2 separate regions of the Homo sapiens genome follow, and region 1 is linked to region 2. Evidence: chromatin loops called from intact Hi-C (ENCODE). Cell type or tissue: endothelial cell of umbilical vein. All regions are shown on one strand. Links, peaks and the distances in the headings refer to the core of each region. The heading gives the core; the rest is flanking DNA.

Region 1 (5,705 bases), core at 530-5,529, 130 kb before region 2:
TGCTGGTAACAGTAAATGTATTTATTTAACTACATGACACAAGCCTGTATGGGGATGCTTAGGCCTCCCTTCATCATCATACTTCCCCTCTTACACAACCCAGATTTCTGTTGGCTCATACCACCTGGGTGAAACACCAAATTCAGGGCAGCCATCTCCTAAAAACCAGTTAAATCTAATACCTGTGCATTACTTGGCAAAAAGAGAAGGCCCTAAAAGTCTGACTGTCTGCTTAATGCGTCTGGAATTACCATTAGCATTTAGGATAGGTGCATTCTTAGGCTTAGCTGGCTAGTCCGGTTTTCCTGCCTCAAGACAGAGCATAGCACATCAGTCACTAAGTGGCTGCCAGTGGACACAGGGCATCCCCTGGGAGCGGCGGGCCTGGATATGGTCTAACAGGGGCGCTGAGCATTGAGATTCCTGGAGAGATTAGTGGTAGTGGTATGTGGATGTCTGGGCCTTCAAGGACCAGATAGTAATCAGTAGGAAAAGGAACAACACAAAAATGGTCCCAGAATACTTCCAGCCTGCCATTTGCTGCTGCTTCCAATTTCCTTCTTCTTTGGTCCTCTTTCTCTGCTTTCCTCTTCCCCACCTTTCCCAGATCCCAAGTCTAAGGGTCTTGTTGACCAGGTAAAACAGTTTGTAACATGTGGCAAATAGAGAATGTTGAAGATTTTTAAACAAAGGAATGAAACTCACCTTAATTCAAAACCAAAGATATCTTGAGGAGCTACTTTATGTCAGGCACTGGAGTGTATGTAGGGGATTTGAAGATAAACATATCAGGCCTTTTACTTAAGGAATTCATCATCTAATGGAAAGACAAAACTGTTAAACTCAAATACTGGATGACATAGGGGTACTGAAGAGAGGAAACGAGGATGATGGCAGAAAAAGACACTTCTGCAGAAAAAGAAAAATACTGGCAAAGCAAATGTCTGAAGCAAATGCATGTAGATATGGGAATGCACATAAACATGAACAAAACAGTGTTGTTGTTTTCTTTTAATTTTATTTATTTATTTATTTATTGAGACAGAGTCCCGCTCTGTCGCCCAGGCTGGAATGCAGTGGTGCAATCTCGGCTCACTGCAACCTCCACCTCTCGGGTTCAAGCAGTTCTCTGCCTCATCCTCCCAAGTAGCTGGGATTACAGGCATCCGCCACCATGCCCCACTAATTTTTGTATTTTTAGTATTGGCCAGGCTGGTCTTGAACTCCTGACCTTGTGATCTACCTGCCTTGGCCTCCTAAGGTGCTGGGATTATAGGCATGAGCCACCACGCCCAGCCCTGTGTATTATTTTTCTGGCAGCAATGTATAATGTTGTTTGGATGCAGAAAAGCCTACAGGTGTGCATCACCATGCCAGGCTAATTTTTGTGTTTTTAGTGGAGACGGGGTTTCACCATGTTGGCCAGACTGGTCTCGAACCCCTGACCTCAGGTGATCTGCCCATCTCTGCCTCCCAAAGTGCTGGGATTACAGGCGTGAGCCATGCGCCCGGCTGGGAGCAGCTCTTAAACGGCAAAATTCCTGTAGCCAGGTCAGCCTGTGAAAGAACAGCAGGAAGCCAGCCTATAGAAAAGAGGTGAAGGGCTGGGCGCAGTGGCTCACACCTATAATCCCAGCACTTTGGGAGGCTGCAATGGGAGGATCGCTTGAGGCCAGGAGTTTGAGACTGGCCTAGGCAACAGCAAGATTCCACCGCTATAAAAAATTTAAAAGGTTAGATAAACATGGTGGTAGTCTCAGATATTCAGGAGGCTGAAGCAGGAGGATCGCTTGAGCCCAGGAGTTCGAGATTGCAGTGAACTGTGATCATGTGAGCTATATGCACTCCAGCCTAAGAGACAGAGCAAGACCTTATCTTTAAAAACAAAAATTTTGGGGCCAGGCGCGGTGGCTCATGCCTGTAATCCCAGCACTTTGGGAGGCCAAGGCGGGCGGATCACGAGGTCAGGAGATCGAGACCATCCTGGCCAACATAGTCTCTACTAAAAATACAAAAATTAGCTGGGCGTGGTCATGCACGCCTGTAGTCCCAGCTACTTGGGAGGCTGAGGCAGGAGAATCACTTGAACCAGGGAGGTAGAGATTGCAGTGAGTGGGGATCACGTCACTGCACTCCAGCCTGGTGACAGAACAAGACTCCGTTTCAAAAAATAATAATAAAAATAAAAACAAAAAAATAAAAAAATTTTTTTAAAAAGGGATGGAAAAGAGGATATAAATGGTCAAGAAACCTTAGAGGAGAAATTGACAGGGTTTTGCATATTATTGCAGAGAGACAGGAAAGCTGTCATACTTGACTTTAAGGTTTCAAACCTTGGTGATGACATTTTTGAAAAAATAGGAAACATAGGAGGGGATGTAAATGTGAGAGGGAAGATATCGAATCCAATTTGGACGTAATGAGTGTTTTAGGTGCCAGAGCTTGTCTTTCCAGAGAAGAGCAGTGTGCAGGTGGAAACCTGTATTTAGCACTGAGAAGACGCAGGGCTAACAGCAGAGCTGTGGGCATCCTCTGCAGACAAGACCCAAAGGATAGGTGAGATTGTCAACGAAAAGAGAGAACAGGTGAGAAAAGGGCTAAGGAACAAACTTTTAGATCACATACACATAGAATGCAAAGAGGAAAGAGACAGAAGTTGCAGTCACACAGTTAAAAAGAAAACTGAGAATGTCCCAAGAAAGGAAGAAAGGGTGGAGAGTTTCTGGAAGCAAGGCCTGATCAGGCATCAAGGAGGAGACACAGACAAGGAAGATGGAATATGAGAACATTAGCTGTCACAATGACTTAGTCATGGATGACTTTCAGGAGAGAAATTTCATGAAGAGATTTCTCTTCATAGGAAGAGAAGTCATAAGCTGGGTGATAAGGACTTACCAAATGGCTCTAATGTATTTTAATATTGAAACAAAAGCAAAGCATTAAGCTTTCTAGGGGTTTAGCCCTAAATTGGAGGAACAGAAGATAAGAAATAGGGACTACCTCAAAGGGTGAGGAAAGTAGTACAAATTTAACTTGGTCTGCCGCGCTATTTTACCCAACCAGAGGCCTGTTGTAATCCTGGTTTCTCTCAAGCTGTTACTTCCCATCCTCAAGTGAAGGTGGGTGGCGGTTAATGGGGAAAAACTTGATGACTAAGGTTAATTATCAGAAAGAAAAATTACAGTGTACAATTATCAGGGGGAAAAAAAGGATGACTAAGGCCATAAATCACAATCAGGCTCTTCCTACAATTCATGCTTAGGAATTAAAGGAATTTTCCCCTAAGAATGTCATCTCCACTCCACCCACTGTTCATGGCCTATTTTATCTCTTTGAATACAGTCTATCCTCATAGGAGAATGTGAAAATTTCTTGTTTTGTGTGGCCTGCCCATAGGAAAAGGCCTTGATGATAATCCTTTCACGTAAAAGTGTGTTCCTTGGCTTCTGGTGACTTTTAAAAGCTATAGAATTCTCACAAAAGCTTTGCTATCCATGTAGCAAATTCAGTGGTCAGTCTCCCTACCTTATTAGGCTTAGTTTAAAAGCCATGATAATCTGGACAATCCTAAATGAAGGTATATCTTTCCTCGGCTTTTGCTTGAATGTATGTTATTGTTGTTGTTGTTGTTGTTGTTGCATCCACATGTTGGATGCTCAGTGCTCGGTTCTACCCAAACCAATCTGATAACAAATACCACCATATTACCTGTGAGTAGAATATTATTTTTGCCCTATTCGAATACTTTTTTATTAGCCACCCACAGCTCCTCTTCAACTACATGCAGATACCCCTTTAAGAGTGCAGCTGAGGTGTGATATCTAGCTTGCTGGAAGAGAATATAATTATGTTTTTACCTAATAGGTAATCTCTGTGTTATCCAAGAGTTCTGTATGGGGAATATGAATTATCCATGTACCACATTAACAAAGCATTCAATTGCACTTAGCTTGTGTTCTTCTTTTCAAATATAAGTAGCTATTTTAAATGCCTACGCTTGTTCTCTCTTTCTTTTTAGTTGTAAGAATATCTCTGCCACTTACCTAATTTTTGCAAACTTTTTATTTTTGTGCATATATTTGTGTACATATACACAAACACATGCACACATACACACACATTCTAAAGCACTCAAGGAGGCACCTTCATAAACTTGCCTTGCACGGTTGTTGGTTTATCCGTCAAAGAAATCATTACCAAGAGAATGCCGTGCTTCACATGCTTACTAAATTTTTTAAAAATGCTTTTCATTATATTTATGCAAACATAACTTGGCTAGCTCATAATTTACCAAATTTAAGCATTTGTCAGGGTTATTTCCAATCACTCAGAAAAATGTGCCTTTGTGTATTTTGATTATTTAAAGCAATATTGTTTCCATTATGCATATCTGTTGCCAGAACAGCATGACTGTCTTGACTGAATGAGGAAGTGGGAATGCTCTTAATTTTCCTACACGCATCTGCAGAAGTACTTTTGATTGTTTAGCCAATGCACATATAATGATGTAGGCATAAATGTTTCTGCACACATTTTCCTTGGCACTTCAGAAGAGAAGGGTAATGCAAAGGGTAATTACATATACTATTGTTTGCATTAAAATTTACATATATATATATATATACACACACACATATATATATCCTAAATTGTAAGCTGAGGAAATGTTTAATATTTTGAAGCATAAAAATTAGGATGGACTCCTTCTATAGAAATCTCTGTTATGTGATCACATTTTATTTATATACTTCAGCTAAACAATTTCCTTTATTTTTTGCTTTGGGCTTGTATAAGCTTTCTACCAAACTCTAAAGTTCTTAGGGATCAAATAGTGCTACTCAAACTTGCTTACCTTGCCTTGAAACACATCAACTTACTTGCTCGTTAGATGGGTCCATTATTTTCCAAGGAGACAGGAAAGGAAAACAGACAAGGTATTAGAGACCACACTTCTGAATATGGTCTCACCATATAACTATAGAATCAAACATTTTCTTCCTAGGTTACTATAGTTCATCGAATCTAAGATGCTGTCAATGGTAAGATGTACCCTTATTTTATATTCTAAAAAGAAAAACTAAAACTCTGCCAATGAAACGATGATATACTACTGATTGAACAAGTTATCCTTATTTCAGAGAAGTCATTAGGGTGGTATAAAAGTAATTGTGGTATTTGCCATTAAAGTACTGCAAAAGCCGAAATTACTTTTGCACCAACCTAATGGGAGACAAGATCCATTTTACAATGGATAAAATAGGCTTTATGGAATAATTAGAGAGCTTTAGCTCTTGGGTATAGTATGTTAACTACATCAGCCAACTGAATGGTGCTCCTTTCCTGCAAGAGACTATCTCCTCTATTCAGTGAGACTAAAAAAATGTACCATGGATTCCAAATTGCTTCTGCTGTTTCCCATGTACAGAGTTATCAAGAAGATATTTTCTCTTTTAAAAGAGATGACTTTGGCTTGAAGGAAGCAGAATAGTAGTATAAAAAGTAAACACAAAAAACAAAACAAAAAAAACCTTAGTGTTTGGAGTTTATTTTTTTTTTAATTTAAACTTTATTCTTGTTTCTGTGAGTCCTTAGGCTATGGGTTGACCTAGCTGACACTTGATTTCCCTACTCACTGTTTCCTCAGTTCCCAGTTTTTCTGCCCATCCATCTCTCTTCTCCACACTATTAAGAGGCATTTGAAATTT
Region 2 (5,703 bases), core at 704-5,703:
AGTAATTTCAGTTGAGTTATTTTACCTCTCGGAGCCTCAGATTTCTGACCTTTATAATACTGATCTTGCTTTTTTGGTAAGGATTAGTGATATGTATCTTACAGTATTTCAGACAACACAGAAGTTAGCTTTTTCCCAATTTGAGGTAAATAAAAAGTTATTTTTAAATGGCAGTCCTCTCCAATTTTAAGACATTGTATTTCCTCCGAACTTTCTTTTCTTCTTTTTGATATGGAGTCTCACTGTGTCACCCAGGCTGGAGTGCAGCGGCACGATCTCGGCTCACTGCAACCTCCACCTCTCGGGTTCAAGCAATTCTCCTTCCTTAGCCTCCTGTGTAGCTGGGATTACAGGCATGCACCACCATGTCCAGCTAATTTTTTGTGTATTTTTAGTAGAGACGGGGTTTCACCATGTTGGTCAGGCTGGTCTCGAACTCCTGACCTCGTGATCCACCTGCCTTGGCCTCCCAAAGTTCTGGGATTACAGGAGTGAGCCACCTTGCCCGGCCTGAACTTTCTAATAGTCTAGAGTCCTCAGGCAGTTTTTTTGAATTGAATTACAAGTACCATGACTAGAAATATTTCCTGAGTGTCTACTATGTCTGCGAAACGAAGAAATTTTAGTAAAGGGTAAGACCAGTGATGAATATTAAGGGGACTTCTGTATAAATAGTTTAATTAATGTCCTCTAGACTTGATAGCAGTGCCTGCAGAAAGAAAATGAAGAAAGAGGGTGGTGACTAGTGGCTGGCCACGTGGTTTTAAAATCTCTGTGAGCATTGCCAGCCCCAGCCCTATCCATGTGAAGAAAAGAAAATAAACTCAAACCTCAAAGAATGCTGAATGTCTGAAGCTTCTAAGAAAGCCTTTCTGATTAGGGATAGCAAGGGTTTGCTTAGCTGACTTACTGAAGGAAAACTCCCAGGGGTAATGATGTGTTCTCTGATGTTAAGAAGGGGAAATCTAGTCTGTAAAGATTACACATAAAATATTTCTGAAAAGTGAATAACCTGATTGAGGTTCAGCTAAAGTGAAATAAAACTATAATTTATTTTTTCATTTTCTGAGCCTTTGCACAGAAAATGAAAAGGCAGAATTGGGTTAGTGTCATCCTTTTTTGTGTTTGTTTGTTTTGGTAAAATACAGAAAAGCGGCTCTTGTTAGTAAATTCTGTCTCATAATGATTATAATTTTATGATGCAAATAAGATCTGAGACTGATTTTGTAAAGCTAACTTCAGTTTTCATTTAGAGTTGACATGTATTTAGTACATAGAATTTAGGCTTACCTAAAACATTAATGTTTCATTTTACACAGCATTAGTGCATAATAACAAGGATGGGTGACTTTGGTAGTTCTCATGCTTAGCTGGCTCTTTTCTTTTCCTGTTCTCTTCATGTTATAACTGTTTTGGGCTTAATAGCCAGTGTTTGCAGTAGTTCACTGTCCATGAGTAGAAACCAAAAATAAAGCTTTAGATAGAACTCCTTATGGTGGCTTTGCTCCTGGTGGAATATCAACATTAGTTAACCAGTTTTAGAAAATTGTAGTTTAATTTTCTTTTGCCCTTATTAATTTGAAATGTGTTATACTCTCTTTCAGTGATGCTTATTAATAAACATTTTATTTTTTCTACATTTGTTAAATAAGCCTCATCACATAATAAGGCTAGGTGTGATTTCCTGGTAATGTAATGTAAATATGTGACTTAAAATTAGTTAGCGGTGTTGTCCTTTTAAGTAATTTTGCGGACAGTTTTAGGCGCGGGATATTTAATGCAGCTAATAAATGGAAGCAGGTTACTGTCTGAAAGACTGCAGCTGACTGTACATTGCACGTAGTGTATAAAACGTTGAGGGCTGTTGGGATATACACAGCTGAAGCATATTCCTGGAAGTTACTGCTCAGCTTTGGAAGGTTTGATAGTAATGATGCATTAACGGACTTTTTACATGACAGGGTAATAGGATACTTAGATCAAAAAAAATGACAGAGGTTTGGTAGACAATGGTTTGTGGTTTATAGGAACAAGATTAGGATGAAATTGTTTGAATCTTATTTGAAGGATAAGGAAAAAGCAGAGGTGGGAGTAGGTTGTACGTTAGAAGTGGTTTGGATTTTTGAAAGTCATAGTCATTTATAGTTTAAGTAGAAATCTGTTGTATCTTGTTTTACTAAGAAATGAACTATTACGTAGCAAGCATTACCAGGAGCTTCACCATGCACTACACCTCTACCCTCCCAGTTCCTCCCCCACTTCATCCTAAGCTCTTTGATGTTCTTGGAAAAAGGTTTTCTAAAAATCAAAAGAAAGTTATTAATGTGGGAATCATTTGAAGTAATCTTTTCTGTTTGTTGAAAGGAAATTTAATAGACCTTTTCTGGTTTTGTTATTTGTTTTTGTTTTGCTTTGTGAAATGCTGTTATTGAGCTTTTTGCAGTTACAGAATTTGAAGGACAAATGTTAGCTGTTATCTATGCCAGTGGTTTGGCTCCAATATGATTTAGAAGGAATGCCTTCTTGGGATTAGTGTCATGATATTTGATTATTTATTCGTTCTATTCTTAGCTGATTGTGGTTTGTTAGGTATTTCAACTTTCATTAACATTTGTTTAATGGAAGGTTGTTTAAAACTTGGGTCACAGCAGTAAAATCTTTTGATTTAGTTTCCAAATTGCACTTAAAGCTTGAGGTTTTGGAAATAATTTTATTTGATGTAAAAGCGATTGGGCACAGGTTGTAGAATGATAAAAATAAATTTGACTTTTTTTTTTACTTATTCATTACACAGGCAGATTGACTTAAGCTTTATTTTTGTAAAAGAAGCCATGATTTTATACATTCTAGAACCTGTTTCCATTTGTCAGAAACAACCACTTACATGGTCTCATAATTGAATGATATGTATTTTTAAAATTGTGTTTCACATTCTCAAACCTTCAGAATACACTGAATTTTTAGTATATAAAAATTTTCATAAGATATTCTTTCCTGGCCAAAGACCACAATAGAGGTCTTGATTGTGTGGTTTCCTCCTCCTTTTTCCCTTCACGAACAGAGGTTTTCCTATCTTGGCAGCTGTTTCCTACAAAGCAGTCATCAGTCCCTGATTTCTTCCTTCCTCCTCCTTCCCACAAACAAGGGCTCTTTGAATAGTGGATGACTGAAGACAGACTGATCTTGGATCACTTTAAGAAAGTGGAAACGTGTGCAAGAGTTGAGCATGTGGGCAAGCTGCCTGTAGGCACTAGCTCATTCAAATCAAACAATGAAAACTTGGACAGTAAAAATTCTTTGCTTGGAATCTAGAGTGGTCCAAAGGCTGACTTAATTTTACTTGCAGCACTTCATCCACGCGTTTACATTATTCTGATTGCTTGATCAGATCATCGAACAGACTGTAAGAATATAAGAAATTGTTCATTGATGGCCTTTTAAATGTGACAAGCCATGAGATTATCTGACTTTTTAAAATGCTTTATGTAGAATAACTTTCAGGTTTAAGGCAGGCACATTGCTACAGCAGTTGTAAACTGCAGGTTCACTTTTGGTTTTGGTTACCTTTGAATAGTCTATGGGAGCTCAGAGTGAAAAATGTACAGAGCCAGCCAGCTAGTTTTGCAGGGATGCGTGCCATGTGTCTCCATCAGATTAATTTTGGATACATCATTCTTTTTGAGGAAGTTTGCATTTTCCTTTGTTTCTTTGGACAGATAAGCATCTGAGGTGTTCTTAAATGGCATAATACTGATGTTGGTGATGCCTCCCTCTCCCCTGTGTCTTCAGTGCTTTCAGAGAGAGAGCTAAAACTTGGGCCAATTCTGGGTCATAGAGGGATCCTTAGGGAAGCATTTACATCTCTGAAACTGTGGGCCTGAATGATTTCAGATTAATTTCTTACATTATTTTTGTTGTGTTCTTAATAAAGCAAGATAGTACCTTTATAGGTAATAAGTGTTTCAAACCATTTAACATCTGCCTGCTTTTCCAATCAGGTTACATTATAATGAACTGATAGTAGAATGTAGTGTACTGCTAATAGCATCCCGTGTGATAAGCTACATGAAGCATGTAGTAAATGCACAGTAGGTCAGATAATGTGCAAGAACTCAAAAGTTATCAGGAAAATTTTGTTTTCTAAATTTTCTTTATGGTTTAGTGACAGCATCGAAATGATGTAATGAGTTTGTTTTACTGAGTTATGTATGCAACCTCAGAAAGGGAGGGAAGAGTTCCCTCCCTGCTGCACTTTGTAAAACTCTTTAGTTGCAGCAGGTTAAGGATAACTGGAGAAAACTTGGTGTAAGAGTATTATGTAGAATAAAATAATAGGAAACGAACATGAAGAAACTGTAAGATGTTCCTTTAACAGAAAAGTTTGTGATTTCCTTTCCCTCAGAGGCTAAATGAGGAGGCTGGATATATTTGGGAAATGCCTTCATTTTATGTGCATTATAAGGCTAATGTTTGCTGTGATTCCTCACACGACCTCAGAAAGAAGTAAAACACTTGGACAGAACCCAGCAAATGACCTGGTCTCATGTGATCCTAGAAGCCGAGAAATACTAAGTCATACTCCTGAAGTTTTTGTACACTCTGCAGTTTGGAGAACTGGATCCATAGGGGCTATGAATACCTAGCAGTCAGGGAAATAAGTTTGATTTGGTGATTAGGAATGTGGCATTTTCAGAATCCCTTTGTATATGGCATTATTTTGCCATGTACAAATTTTGGCAATTTGACTGTCAAAAAGGCAGTCAACCTTTTTGGGCTTTTGACTGTTTTCAGAATGTAAGATTCAGATATCCAGTGTATAGGAGCAGCTTCCATAGTGGACATAGAATCAAAATATGTTTTATATTCAGGAGAGAGAGAGAGGAACGGAGAGAGAGAATTGTTTTGTTATGTAGAAAGACCATAGAGTAAGTGATGGATTTGTTTGTTTTTCAGATATGAAGATCAATGATGCAGACTGATGGTTTTGATGAAGCTGGGCATTTATAACTAGATTCATTAAGGAATACAAAGAAAATACTTAAAGGGATCAATAATGGTGTCTTCTGGTTGCAGAATGCGAAGTCTGTGGTTTATCATTGTAATCAGCTTCTTACCAAATACAGAAGGTAAGATCCAGTTTACATTTTGTTTTTTAAATCCAGGAGAACTTGAACTATACAATCTTCTTAATATGGAAGTGCCTAGAATATTTGTTTATTATTTTAAAAATAGGTGTTAAAATTATTTCCTGAATATTGAATTGTTTATTAGGTGGTTGAGTTCTTTTGATAACACAGATATGATATAGAAAGTGCTAGATATGTGAATTTATATTTTACGTGCATTTATGAAATATAACCATTCTAAATAATCCCGAGGGAACTAAATGAAAGCTCTGTTTTGGTATACATTTTACATTTATTCACTACATTTATTTTAGTAAAGTGGAAAGTATTTTGTGGAAATTTTCATCTTTAGTTACATTTGCTTAAGTGTGTGCATAATTCTAAAACTCCTAAGTTAAAATATGTAGTCTTTTATGAAAACTTACATTTTAATAATAGTTCATCTTTTTATGTTGTTTATATCTTTAGCTGTATATGTGTGTGTATATGTATATTCTTTGTAATGTTAAATTTGCAGAAATATAACTATTTCTTTGTACTTAAAAATAGATGTGGAATTTTTCTTAAGCACTATTGC

The links. Hi-C counts contacts between places; a loop is a spot of excess contacts. Peaks named below come from ENCODE experiments on the same cell type or tissue, not always from the same donor. Only the 100,000 strongest peaks of a DNase experiment are listed, where the experiment ranks them.
Region 1: a loop joins it to region 2, with 8 times the contacts of the local background. A loop is called at or near these places in 1 of 110 quality-filtered maps.

Annotation. Positions count from the first base shown.
Region 1 is chr1:81,704,033-81,709,737 of GRCh38, forward strand. It overlaps a transcript of ADGRL2 not described here. Among named protein-coding and RNA genes, the nearest start is that of ADGRL2, 94 kb to the right of the region's middle. In endothelial cell of umbilical vein, for the core only: no CTCF peak of the experiment used is centred there; a DNase peak (open chromatin) is centred at 3,179; H3K27ac peaks cover 1,997 bases.
Region 2 is chr1:81,831,932-81,837,634 of GRCh38, forward strand. ADGRL2 (adhesion G protein-coupled receptor L2) reads left to right here. Exons shown (of 24, transcript NM_001366006.2): 2 at 4,954-5,126. The coding sequence starts at 5,054. Among named protein-coding and RNA genes, the nearest start is that of ADGRL2, 34 kb to the left of the region's middle. In endothelial cell of umbilical vein, for the core only: no CTCF peak of the experiment used is centred there; a DNase peak (open chromatin) is centred at 3,140.